Regions from separate parts of the Homo sapiens genome. Here region 2 is linked to region 1. A link is a contact called in ENCODE Hi-C or POLR2A ChIA-PET data. All regions are on one chromosome and are shown on one strand. Each heading gives the region's core, a stretch centred on a gene start or an enhancer-like site at or near the end of the contact. The rest is flanking DNA. Distances are from core to core; before and after follow the strand shown. Region 1 holds the start of LRIG2-DT (LRIG2 divergent transcript). Region 2 overlaps HIPK1 (homeodomain interacting protein kinase 1).

Region 1 (5,518 bases), core at 1,144-3,643:
CCAGAAGTGACTACAGGTGTCACTACCATGAAAGAGAAAGCATCTTACTACACTGCAGTTCTATGTTTACTAAAAGATTTGATTATTTATGTTAATTTTTTCAATGACTACATGAGGTAGCTTTCTTTCCTATCTGTGCTAACCTATTTGCAAATATATAAATACTTCTTAAACTCCGCAACACCTCTTATTTGTATTCTATTTCCAATAAAAATCCAAGCAGCCTCTCATATTTTAATTGCACTTCAACCTATTTTTTTAGTGATGACTCTTTTTTTTTTTGAGACAGAGTTTCACTCTTGTTGCCCAGGCTGGAGTGCAATGGCACGATCTCGGCTCACTCCAACCTCGCCCTCCCGGGTTCAAGTGATTCTCCTGCCTCAGGGTGTAGCTAGTATTACAGGCACGCGCCACCACACCCAGCTAACTTTGCATTTTTAGTAGAGATGGGGTTTCTCCATGTTGGTCAGGTTGGTCTCGAACTCCCAACCTTAGGTGATCAGCCCGCCTCAGCCTCCCAGAGTGCTGGGATTACAAGCGTGAGCCACCGCACCCGGCCCCTCTTCCTCCCCGACCCTCCCTCCCCCCAGACGGAGTCTCGCTCTGTTTTCAGGCTGGAGTGCAGTGGCGTGATCTCAGCTCACTGCAACCTCCACCTCCCGGGTTCAAGCGATTCTCCTGCCTCAGCCTCCCGAGTAGCTGGGACTACAGGCGCACACCACCACACCCAGCTAATTTTTTTGTATTTTTAGTAGAGACGGGGTTTCACCATGTTGGCCAGGATGGTCTCGATCTCTTGACCTCGTGATCGGCCCGCCTCGGCCTCCCAAAGTGCTGGGATTACAGGCGTGAGCCACCGCGCCTGGCCCATTGATGACTCTTTCTTAACGACTCCATCAGAAATCTGTCAGTTAATAAACGTGCTGCTCAGTTAGTGACGAGAAATAACTGTATGTTAGTGGTTAAGAAGCCCCATAATTGCAGCATTTAATACCTGCTGTTGTTCCTAATACCACCAGGCTGACTCAGACTAAGGAGCCCTCCAAGTTCCACTGTCTAATAAAGACCTGTCAAAGTGAAAACTCAACAGTGGAAACTCCAGAATTCATTCAACCGTTGTACCTGCTTTACCTACATAAATAAGCAGAACTGATTTTTGGGTTCTTTGCCACAAGAAGATGCGCTGAAAACAAAGCATCAAATGGTTCTGCAAAAAATACTCCTCCTCTTTACAGTGAAGTTTAAATTAGATCAAGAATGCTACTTACAAAGATATTCTGAATTACAGGATCTCCTGATTCATCATAATGAACTTTTCAACCCTGTTAAGTATCAAAACTGCAGCACAAAATCAGCCAACATGCGAACTAAGGACTAAAGACAGTTCATAGGTCTTTGGCGATTGTGATTATAAAATCACGTGCCTGAGGACCACTAAGTCTGAGGTACACACCAAATCATGCAGCTCAAGATAAGCAGAAAGCACTGTTCCGTGCTCAACCCACCCCCCGCCCCACCAACCATCCAAAGTCAATGCTGGTGCCCAGGACCCGTGAGTCCTTACCATTAAATATGCCCGCCCCATTTCCTCCCCAGTTGAGGAAATCACAGACTCCTTGGCCCCAAGAATCTTAACCCTCGTCTTCATACAATTCTCCAGAAACCTTAACACCGGCTTTTTTAGGCTCCCACCACCTAAAACAAAGTTCATAAAATCCTGACGGCAGTTTCCTTCAGAGCTTAGGCTCTCGACCACACCCTCCGACCAGGCCTGTCTCCCTCCTGCCTGCCCCCTGTAGAGGGAAGGCTCCCCCTCCTTTTGGTCACTCTGCCTGGCCGCTCTACTCACAGGATAGCGGTGTCGGGGGGCAGCAAGCCCGACAGCGCCCTCCAGCTCGGTGCGGGCAATTTCCTGCGACTGCAGTCCAGGAGAGGAATGCGGCAGGAGCAGGGCGCGGGGCAGAGACCTGCTCCGGCGGCGGGCAACAGGAGGAGAGCGGTCTGGGCAATGAAGAGTAACCGAGAAAGCACTCTAGATCGACACCCCAGCAACTGCTCCTCCGGGACGCCTAGGGGCGCCGGCGCCATTTTCCCCCTCGACCTGGACGTGGCCTAGAAGAGCTGCCTGCTAGAAAAGGAGGATCGGCGGAGAAGCTCAGCAGAGATGCTCGGTGGCTGCACTGTCTCCCGAAGCCCCGGCTGAAGGCTGTACCATCTAAAGGCATGCAAGGAGCAGACGCAGCGCGACAGCGGGGTCGACGGCCTGGGACACACGGCCTGACGGACACCTCTCGTCCGCCCCTCCCCACGGCGCAACGTCCTCACGCACAGGGGCCAGCCAATCGGTGCCATAAGATGAGGTTGCGCCCGGGGCGGAACTCAGTGAGGGGCGGGGCCAGACGCAGCCGAGTATCTTGAGGAGAAGGACTTTAAAGCGTTCAGGGATTTTAGCTGCCGCTGTGGAGTTCCGCCGCTGTTCTTCCGCTGGAGGGCGCAGTAGTTCCTTAAGAGGGAATGGTGCGGCGAATAGCTGTGAGTTCAAAGTCCTGACTACAGGTATATCTACTGTAGTAGAAAAGGATCTTTTATTTGCTCTGGGCTTTAAGAAAGGGGAGTGGCAGAAGGGCTGCCTTCCAAGTCGCACACACGAATGGGTCACGGGAGCTTCTATCCTGGCTTTGGCCAGATCGGCCTCCAGAGCCGAGCTCGAGCCTCTTCTGCCCCCTGCTGCTTGGCTGTAGCCCCTGCTCTTCTGCAAGTAGGCGGCAACTGCCATTTGCATAAGATCAATATCACTCTCTGTTAATGGCCTTGTAAGCTCCTGAAGGCAGAGGCCCTGTTTCTTCATCGGTGCACCTCCACCTTTTGTTCTAGCTTGGAGTTCAATAAATTTTGGTGGGACTGCACCTGCATGTCTATATAAAGGAAATACCCTTCTCTTTGGAGGGATGCTGTCAAGGTCACTCTCAGAAAAGCAAGCGAGACAAGAGGGTGTTGAGCAGTCAACAAAGCAAAGACTGGATGTGAGGAAATTTATTTCTCCTAAAGCAGAGGCTATGGAAAACTTACTAGGAACAGTGAAGTCTGGCCATCTTATGCTCATTCAGCCATCCAAGGTTGTAAATAAGACTTTGAGAATAATAGTGATGGTTCACTTATACGTAGTGAACTTTTCAAAGGGCGTTTGCATCTGTTATCTTGTTTGCTCCTTCAGTGACTGTGACATTGGCAAGACAATTATTGCTGATGATGCAACAAGCCCCAAGAGGTTAAACCAAGTTACTCTTGAGGCAGGGGCAGGTTCGACATTAACATGGGTTTTCTGACATAAATTGAAAATCTGAGCAGGTTAAAAAGAATGATAATGCCTAGGTTAGGGTTCTCATAGAAAGTAACTGAAAGCAATCTTTCCCATGGCAGATTATGGAGTCATAATTATGTTTTTAAAAACCTTTTTCTGTTTTTTTTTTTTAATATTGAAGTATATATTGGAAACAAGGCCATATCCAATGCTACAGTCCAAACCAAACTTTTAAAGCCAAGACAGCGGAATGAAACTTACTCTTAGCCTTCTTCCCTTAGCTGTTGAGCAGACTTAACAAACTCTGGTAAGAAATCCGGCATAGGCAGGAACCTTACAAAAAAAAAAAGGAGGCAGTTTAGTTCCTTTCTACATTATAGTTTCAGAGCTTTCCTATGAAACTATACCAAATGGGGCCATTAGAAATTAATGCTCTCTAACCTGTATCCTCCGCAGTAAGTGGCTCACTGCAATCTCTGCCTGCCGTATTCAAGCGATTCTCCTGCCTCAGCCTGCCTAGTAGCTGGGACTACAGGTGTGCACCACCATGCCCGGCTAATTTTTGTATTTTTAGTAGAGACGGGGTTTTGCCTTTTTGGCCAGGCTGGTCTCGAACTCCTGACCTCAGGTGATCCACCCACCTCGGGCTCTCAAAGTGCTGGGATTACAGGCATGAGCCACTGTGACTGGCCACAAATACACGTTTTTTTTGTTTTTTTTGTTTTTTTTGTTTTTTTTTTGAGACAAAATTTCATTATTGTTGCCCAGGCTGGAGTGCAATGGCACAATCTCGGCTCACCGCAACCTCCGCCTCCTGGATTCAAGCGATTCTCCTGCCTCAGCCTCCTGAGTAGCTGGGATTACAGTCATGCGCCACCACGCCCAGCTAATTTTGTAGTTTTAGTAGAGATGGGGTTTCTCCATGTTGGTCAGGCTGGTCTCGAACTCCCAACCTTAGGTGATCCGCCCGCCTCGGCCTCCCAGAGTGCTGGGATTTCAAGCATGAGCCACCACACCCAGCCGCAAATATGTGTTTTTTTTTTTTTTTTTTAATTTATTTTTTTATTGATAATTCTTGGGTGTTTCTCACAGAGGGGGATTTGGCAGGGTCATGGGACAATAGTGGAGGGAAGGTCAGCAGATAAACAAGTGAACAAAGGTCTCTGGTTTTCCTAGGCAGAGGACCCTGCGGCCTTCCGCAGTGTTTGTGTCCCTGGGTACTTGAGATTAGGGAGTGGTGATGACTCTTAACGAGCATGCTGCCTTCAAGCATCTGTTTAACAAAGCACATCTTGCACCGCCCTTAATCCATTTAACCCTGAGTGGACACAGCACATGTTTCAGAGAGCACAGGGTTGGGGGTAAGGTCACAGATCAACAGGATCCCAAGGCAGAGGAATTTTTCTTAGTGCAGAACAAAATGAAAAGTCTCCCATGTCTACTTCTTTCTACACAGACACGGCAACCATCCGATTTCTCAATCTTTTCCCCACCTTTCCCGCCTTTCTATTCCACAAAGCCGCCATTGTCATCCTGGCCCGTTCTCAATGAGCTGTTGGGCACACCTCCCAGACGGGGTGGTGGCCGGGCAGAGGGGCTCCTCACTTCCCAGTAGGGGCGGCCGGGCAGAGGCGCCCCTCACCTCCCGGACGGGGCGGCTGGCCGGGCAGGGGGGCTGACCCCCCCCACCTCCCTCCCGGACGGGGCGGCTGGCCGGGCGGGGGGCTGACCCCCCAACCTCCCTCCCGGACGGGGCGGCTGGCCGGGCGGGGGGCTGACCCCCCCACCTCCCTCCCGGACGGGGCGGCTGGCCGGGCAGAGGCGCCCCTCACCTCCCGGACGGGGCGGCTGGCCGGGCAGGGGGGCCGACCCCCCCCACCTCCCTCCCGGACGGGGCGGCTGGCCGGGCGGGGGGCCGACCCCCCCACCTCCCTCCCGGACGGGGCGGCTGGCCGGGCAGAGGGGCTCCTCACTTCCCAGTAGGGGCGGCCGGGCAGAGGCGCCCCTCACCTCCCGGACAGGGCGGCTGGCTGGGCGGGGGGGCTGACCCCCCCCACCTCCCTCCCGGACGGGGCGGCTGGCCGGGCGGGGGGCCGACCCCCCCACCTCCCTCCCGGACGGGGCGGCTGGCCGGGCGGGGGGCCGACCCCCCCACCTCCCTCCCGGACGGGGCGGCTGGCCGGGCAGAGGGGCTCCTCACTTCCCAGTAGGGGCGGC
Region 2 (5,518 bases), core at 962-3,461, 870 kb before region 1:
AATTGCTTGAACCCAGGAGACGGAGGTTGCAGTGAGCTGACACAGTGCCACTGCACTCCAGCCTGGGTGACAGAGTAAGACTCTGTCTCAAAAAAAAAAAAAAAAGAAAAGAAAAGAAGTAACCCTCAAAAGTGATATTCCTGTTGCAGGTGGCTAGAGGCACATATTACTGATGGAATTTCAGAGTTCAGTGAAATCTCAACCATAATGGCATGTTTTCAACACTGCACAAGTTTGACAGGCGCATTAATAAGCTAGTAAGACTACCCAGAAACAACATAAAAGCTTTTCTAAAATTGAAAAGGAACAAAATTTTCTACTCCTAGTGAGCAGAATCATTAATTTCCAAGTTCATGACAATGCCAAAAATAGCTGGCAGGGGGAGCACAACTGGCAATGAGCCAAAATAAAAACTGGGTTTAGAACATTCCAAAGCATCAATTGGAGGGCAGCATATTGATTTTGCTATTCCTACCATACTAGAAAGACATTTTAAAGTCCAAAAGGTAGGTCACAGAGAATGGCCAGGCCACTCTATAACTTTCTTCTTTAAAAGGTAGCGATAACAGGCCAGGCGCGGTGGCTCACGCCTATAATCCTAGCACTGTGGGTGGCCAAGGCACGTGGATGGCCTGAGGTCAGGAGTTCAAGTCCAGCCTGGCCAACATGATGAAACCCAGTCTCTACTAAAAATACAAAAATTAGCTGGGCATGGTGGCAGGCGCCTGTAATCCCAACTACTCCAGAGGCTGAGGCAGGAGAATCGCTTGAACCCGGGGGGCAGAGGTTGCAGTGAGCCAAGATTACGTCAATTCACTCCAGACTGGGCGTAAGAGCGAAACTCCGTCTCAGAAAAAAATAAAAAAGGTAGCAATAATATATGATAACTGTCTCGAGCTTAAAGTTTTCTGGGAAATTAAGGAAAATATCACTTCCACAGCCCCCAAGTCCCATTTAATTAAAAAAAAAAACTGAAGATTAGCTGAAAGTTTTTTCATTTGGTCTCACCCTGCTTTTGGAGTGACAAAAGCAGCTAAGGACTTCCAGCAAAAGCTCAGTCAAAACAGCAACTCTACCGTATCTACCTTATAAAAAGGCAAATAGCAAAAGGAAAAACAAAAAAAGGAAAGCAGTTTAAAAAAAAAAAAAATACGGCCAGAAACGGCGGTTCACACCTATAATCCCAGCACTTTGGGAAGCCAAGGCAGGAGGATCACTTGAGCAGGAGTTTGAGACCAGCCTAGGCAACACAGCAAGACCCAATCTCTACCAAAAAAATTTAAAAAATTAGCCAGGTATGGTGGTGCATGCCTGCAGTTCTAGCTACTCAGGAAGCTGAGGTGGAAGGATCACTTGAGCCCAGGAGGTCAAGGCTGCAGTGAGCCATGATTGCGCCACTGCACTCCAGCCTGAGACCCTGTCTCAAAAACAAACAAAAAAGCAGTAAGGCTGCTTAGTTCACTGAGGGTTTTGTATTATTTGGGCCTATAAATGTTAGACTTACCCAAACTCTACGAAGCAAAAAGACAAGTTATTTTCTACTTTACTGAACAGTAAGGCATCACTAGAGCAGGTTTATCTCTAAGGACTGAATACTTTAAACTGTGAATCCAGATTATAATTATTAGAATTATTTTCATTACATCTTTCCTCTTGGCCTCCTTATTTCTTAATCCCTCAATATAAACTCTACAGACACGTAAAACTCTGGTTCTACCTCATTTGTGTAATAAGGAAACAGAGTTAGATAATTACTCTTCTAGGTCCCTTTCCAGCTGTAACATTCCAACAACTGGGCAGTAAAAAAGGTTATCTACAGAAGCACAGGAAAGTGAAAGAAACTGTTAAAAACTGGCAGTGTTCACTTCAGTAGGAAAATGGCATTAATTGTGCTTTGAACATGGCAAGTCTCCTCTTTGAAGACACATCCCATCCTTAAAAAACAAATACTAAACAGGCTCTGGTTATTACAGCTAAGTGATAGAAACAACAATCCCTGCCTTTTGATTCCCCAACTTCAAACTTCTTTAAGTTGAAAAATTCTTCCAACCAACATTGTTGAGGTTAATTTCACTGGCACCCAGAGCAAGCTAAGGTTAGGATCACTTAACACAAATCACTCTGATTATTTTCATGAACATTTTCGTTTCTTTCTTCCTATCTCAGAGACATCAAACCTACTTACTTACCAATTAGAGAGGTTACATAAAACCTAACTTCCTGCATCAGTGGCTTAGGTGAAACTATATTTTGACTGCCAGAGGAAATTAGATTATTTGTTTGTCTAGGATAAATGGAAGATACGTTTTCCTTCTCTAGACCTTTTCCTTCCGTAAGTAACAAAGTGATTCAGCTTGAAATAAAGGCTGGCTAGTTTGTTCAGTAGGGAAAAACATTCAGCCTGTAAGCATGGCAAACCTTTGTCTCTAAAACTCAAGCCCGAAAGACAGGAGCTTTGCTTGGAGTCTGTGCACATTTACAGTGAGCCAGAGAGTAAAGTATATTATTTCCACTGCCTGAATCATTTAGCCATGCCCAGGGCCAATGGACACAGCAAGTTGGCAAATTTATGTGAGCTGATAATACTGGCATATTATCAGAAAGACAAAGCAAGGTAAACTAAAAAGGTGGGTAAGAGAAGGACTAGCTTTGGAGTCAAAATGCTTCACCAGCCAAACAGATTTCACAGAGGTTTTTTGAAAGACAGAAGGGTGAGGACTTAATGGACTCTAATATGGCAACAAAGCAACATCAAAGAAGCTTAAGAGGACCACTGCGGGTAAAACTAGTGATAAAGAAGGAATGCCTGAGCTGCTGTTCCATCTGCCTTAGGCTCATTATCAAGTATTACTGTGACACAACAGAACACTCATGTTAAATCCTAAACACTGTCAAGCCCTGGGCACTGAACTTCAGTATACAGAGTAATTACTCAGTAATACACAGAATGAACTCCTGTTTTTAAGAGGCAAACTTAGCTCCACTTAAAATTATAGTCAACAACTATATTGCAGTGAATTTAAAGAAAGCTTTGTCGAAGGGTAACTTTGAAGATTTGAAAACCTTAGTTTCTATAAAAAACAAAACCAAAATGAATCAATTGACAGCTTAAATTAAAAGGATAAAAAATACAAAGATCAGCAACCTAACACTGAAAATTATTCAAATGAATTACACATTACAGAAAGCTAAGCAGCCAAATAATTCATTTTATTTTGTATTAACATGCCCCAATTATAACAAAGCCAAATAATTTTTATCTCCTATTGCTCTCCCTTTTTCAATTTAAAAACTACTCTGTTATCACAAGAGAATGCACTTTGTCTTTGACAGGGCAAACAAATAGTTAAAGAACACCTGCAGGCACAGAGTCAAGACAGAAAGGAAGAGCTGATCAGCCCTCTTCCTTCAGCTGTGGTCTGCCTAGTCCCTCCTGAGGACTCAAAATGGGATGCTGCGCTGAATTCTTCAGTGCACCTGTAGAGTATGTTATATATATGTTATGTTGGTGTGGCTGGTGGTGAGACTGCTCAAAGGAGAGCATTAAAAAGCAAATGTAGTTGGAACCTAAATCTCCCAAGGCATAAATAAATAAATGGAGATGACATTCTTAAAGTTAGCCAAGGTTGCCTAGGGCAGCATAAAACCAGAAAACAAAGGCTCTAAGAGTTTATTTACCTTACCTCAAGTAAAAAATACCAGTTTTATAAAACTGTGAAAAGATATAAAGAAATAAGGATGGACTGACTTACTATTAAGCTGTCAATACTACCCAAAGTCATCTACAGATTCATCGCTATCCTTAATAAAAAGCAATTATGGTTTTTGTATAAAATAGAAAAACCCATCCTAAAATTTATATGGACCCTCAAAGACCCCAAATAGCCAAAACAATCTTGAAAAAGAACAAAGTTGGAGGTCTCACACTTCCTGATTTCAAACTTACTACAAAGCTACAATAATCAAAACAATGTGGTACTGGCATAAAGACATATATAGATTAATGGAATAGAGAGCCCAACATTGAAAATGGGAAAGCAATAGAAGATAAGAATTATTTGTATATATGTTCAAATGATTCCAACAAGGGTGCCCAAACCACCCAATGCAGAAAGGACAATCTTCTTAGCAAATGGTGTTTGAAGAACTGAATAGTCACATGCCAAAGAATTACACTGGATTTGTACCTTGGACCATAGACAAAAATCAACAAAGAATCAAAGACCAAAATATAAGAGCTAAAACTATAAAACTCTTAGCAGAAAACATAGGGGAAAATCTGTATGATTTCGACTTAACAGTGACTTCTTGGATATGTCACCAAAAGCACAAGCAACCAAAGAAAAAGTAGACAAACTGCACTTCACCAAAGTTAAAAACTTTTCTGTGTCAAACACTATCAACAGGTAAAAAGGCAACCCAAGGAATAGATGAAAATTAAGTATATAGAGTATACAACTCAACAACAAAAAGCCCAATTCAAGAAATGAGGAAAGGACTTAAATAGACATTTCTCCAAAGAAGATATACAGATGTCGGGCACATAAAAAAATGCCAGGCTGGGCATGGTGGCTCATGTCTGTAATCCCAGCACTTTGGGTTGCCGAGGCGGGCATATCACTTGAGCCTATGAGTTTGAGACCAGCCTGGGCAACACAGTGAAACCCCGTCTCTACTAAAAATACAAAACACTAGTCAGGTGTGGGGGTGCATGCCCGTAGTCTCAGGTACCCGAAAGGCTAAGGTGGGAGGACTGCTTGAGCCTGAGAGGTCATGGCTGCAGTAAGCCATGATTGCACAACTGCACCCCAGCCTGGGTGACAAAGTGGGACTCTGTCTCAAAACAAAACAAAATAAAACAAATGCTCAACATCATTAATCATTAGGGAAATACAAATCAAAACCACAATGAGATACCACTTCACACCCATAAGAATGGCTATTATTGACCGGGCCCGGTGGCTCATGCCTGTAATCCCAGCACTTCATCACGAGGTCAAGAGATCGAGACCATCCCGGCCAACATGGTGAAACCCTGTCTCTACTAAAAATACAAAAATTAGCTGGGCATGGTGGCACCTGTATTCCCAGCTACTCAGGAGGCCAAGCTAGGAGAACTGCTTGAACCTGTGAGGTGGAGGTTGCAGTGAACCGAGATTGTGCCACTGCACTCCAGCCTGGCAACAGAGCAAGACTCCATCTCAAAAAAAAAACAAAAAAAAAACAAAAAAAAACTATTATTGGCCAGGCATAGTGGCTCATGCCTGTAATCCCAGCACTTTGGGAGGCCAAGGTGGGCAGATCACCTGAGGTCAGGAGTTCGAGACCAGCCTGGCCAACATGGTAAAACCCCATCTCTACTAAAAATACAAAAATTAGCTGGGTGTGGTGGCAGGCACCTGTAATCCCAGCTACTCGGGAGGCTGAGGCAGGAGAATCCTGGGAGGCAGAGGCTGCAGTGAGCCGAGATCGCACCACTGCACTCCAGCCTAGGCAACAAGAGTGAAACTCCATCTCA

The links. A loop is a pair of places that touch in the nucleus more often than their neighbours do. ChIA-PET counts read pairs that join two places held with the same protein, here RNA polymerase II (POLR2A). Pooled maps may share reads with other maps.
Region 2: a pooled map shows a loop between it and region 1 (3-fold over the local background). The contact joins the enhancer-like site here to the promoter of LRIG2-DT in region 1. A Hi-C loop is called at or near these places in 1 of 37 single-sample maps with no recorded cell type and 2 of 50 pooled maps. POLR2A ChIA-PET finds 5 or more read pairs at or near these places in 3 of 52 experiments (CD4-positive, alpha-beta T cell, CD4-positive, alpha-beta memory T cell and T-cell).

What each region holds. Positions count from the first base shown.
Region 1 is chr1:113,069,977-113,075,494 of GRCh38, reverse strand. It overlaps LRIG2-DT (LRIG2 divergent transcript), which reads left to right and starts at 2,393. Exons shown (of 3, transcript NR_103777.1): 1 at 2,393-2,556. LRIG2 (leucine rich repeats and immunoglobulin like domains 2) reads right to left here and starts at 2,297. Exons shown (of 18, transcript NM_014813.3): 1 at 1,850-2,297. The coding sequence starts at 2,088. RefSeq lists enhancers at 1,128-1,177, 1,777-1,836, 1,453-1,984, 2,017-2,326, 1,985-2,518 and 1 more.
Region 2 is chr1:113,944,188-113,949,705 of GRCh38, reverse strand. All of the region lies in intron 2 of HIPK1 (homeodomain interacting protein kinase 1), which reads right to left. Among named protein-coding and RNA genes, the nearest start is that of HIPK1-AS1, 17 kb to the right of the region's middle. Within about 2 kb of position 2,211, at least 5 of the 41 ENCODE cell types and tissues checked have a DNase peak (open chromatin) inside an H3K27ac peak, as active enhancers do; they include CD4-positive, alpha-beta T cell, where a contact is called at or near this core.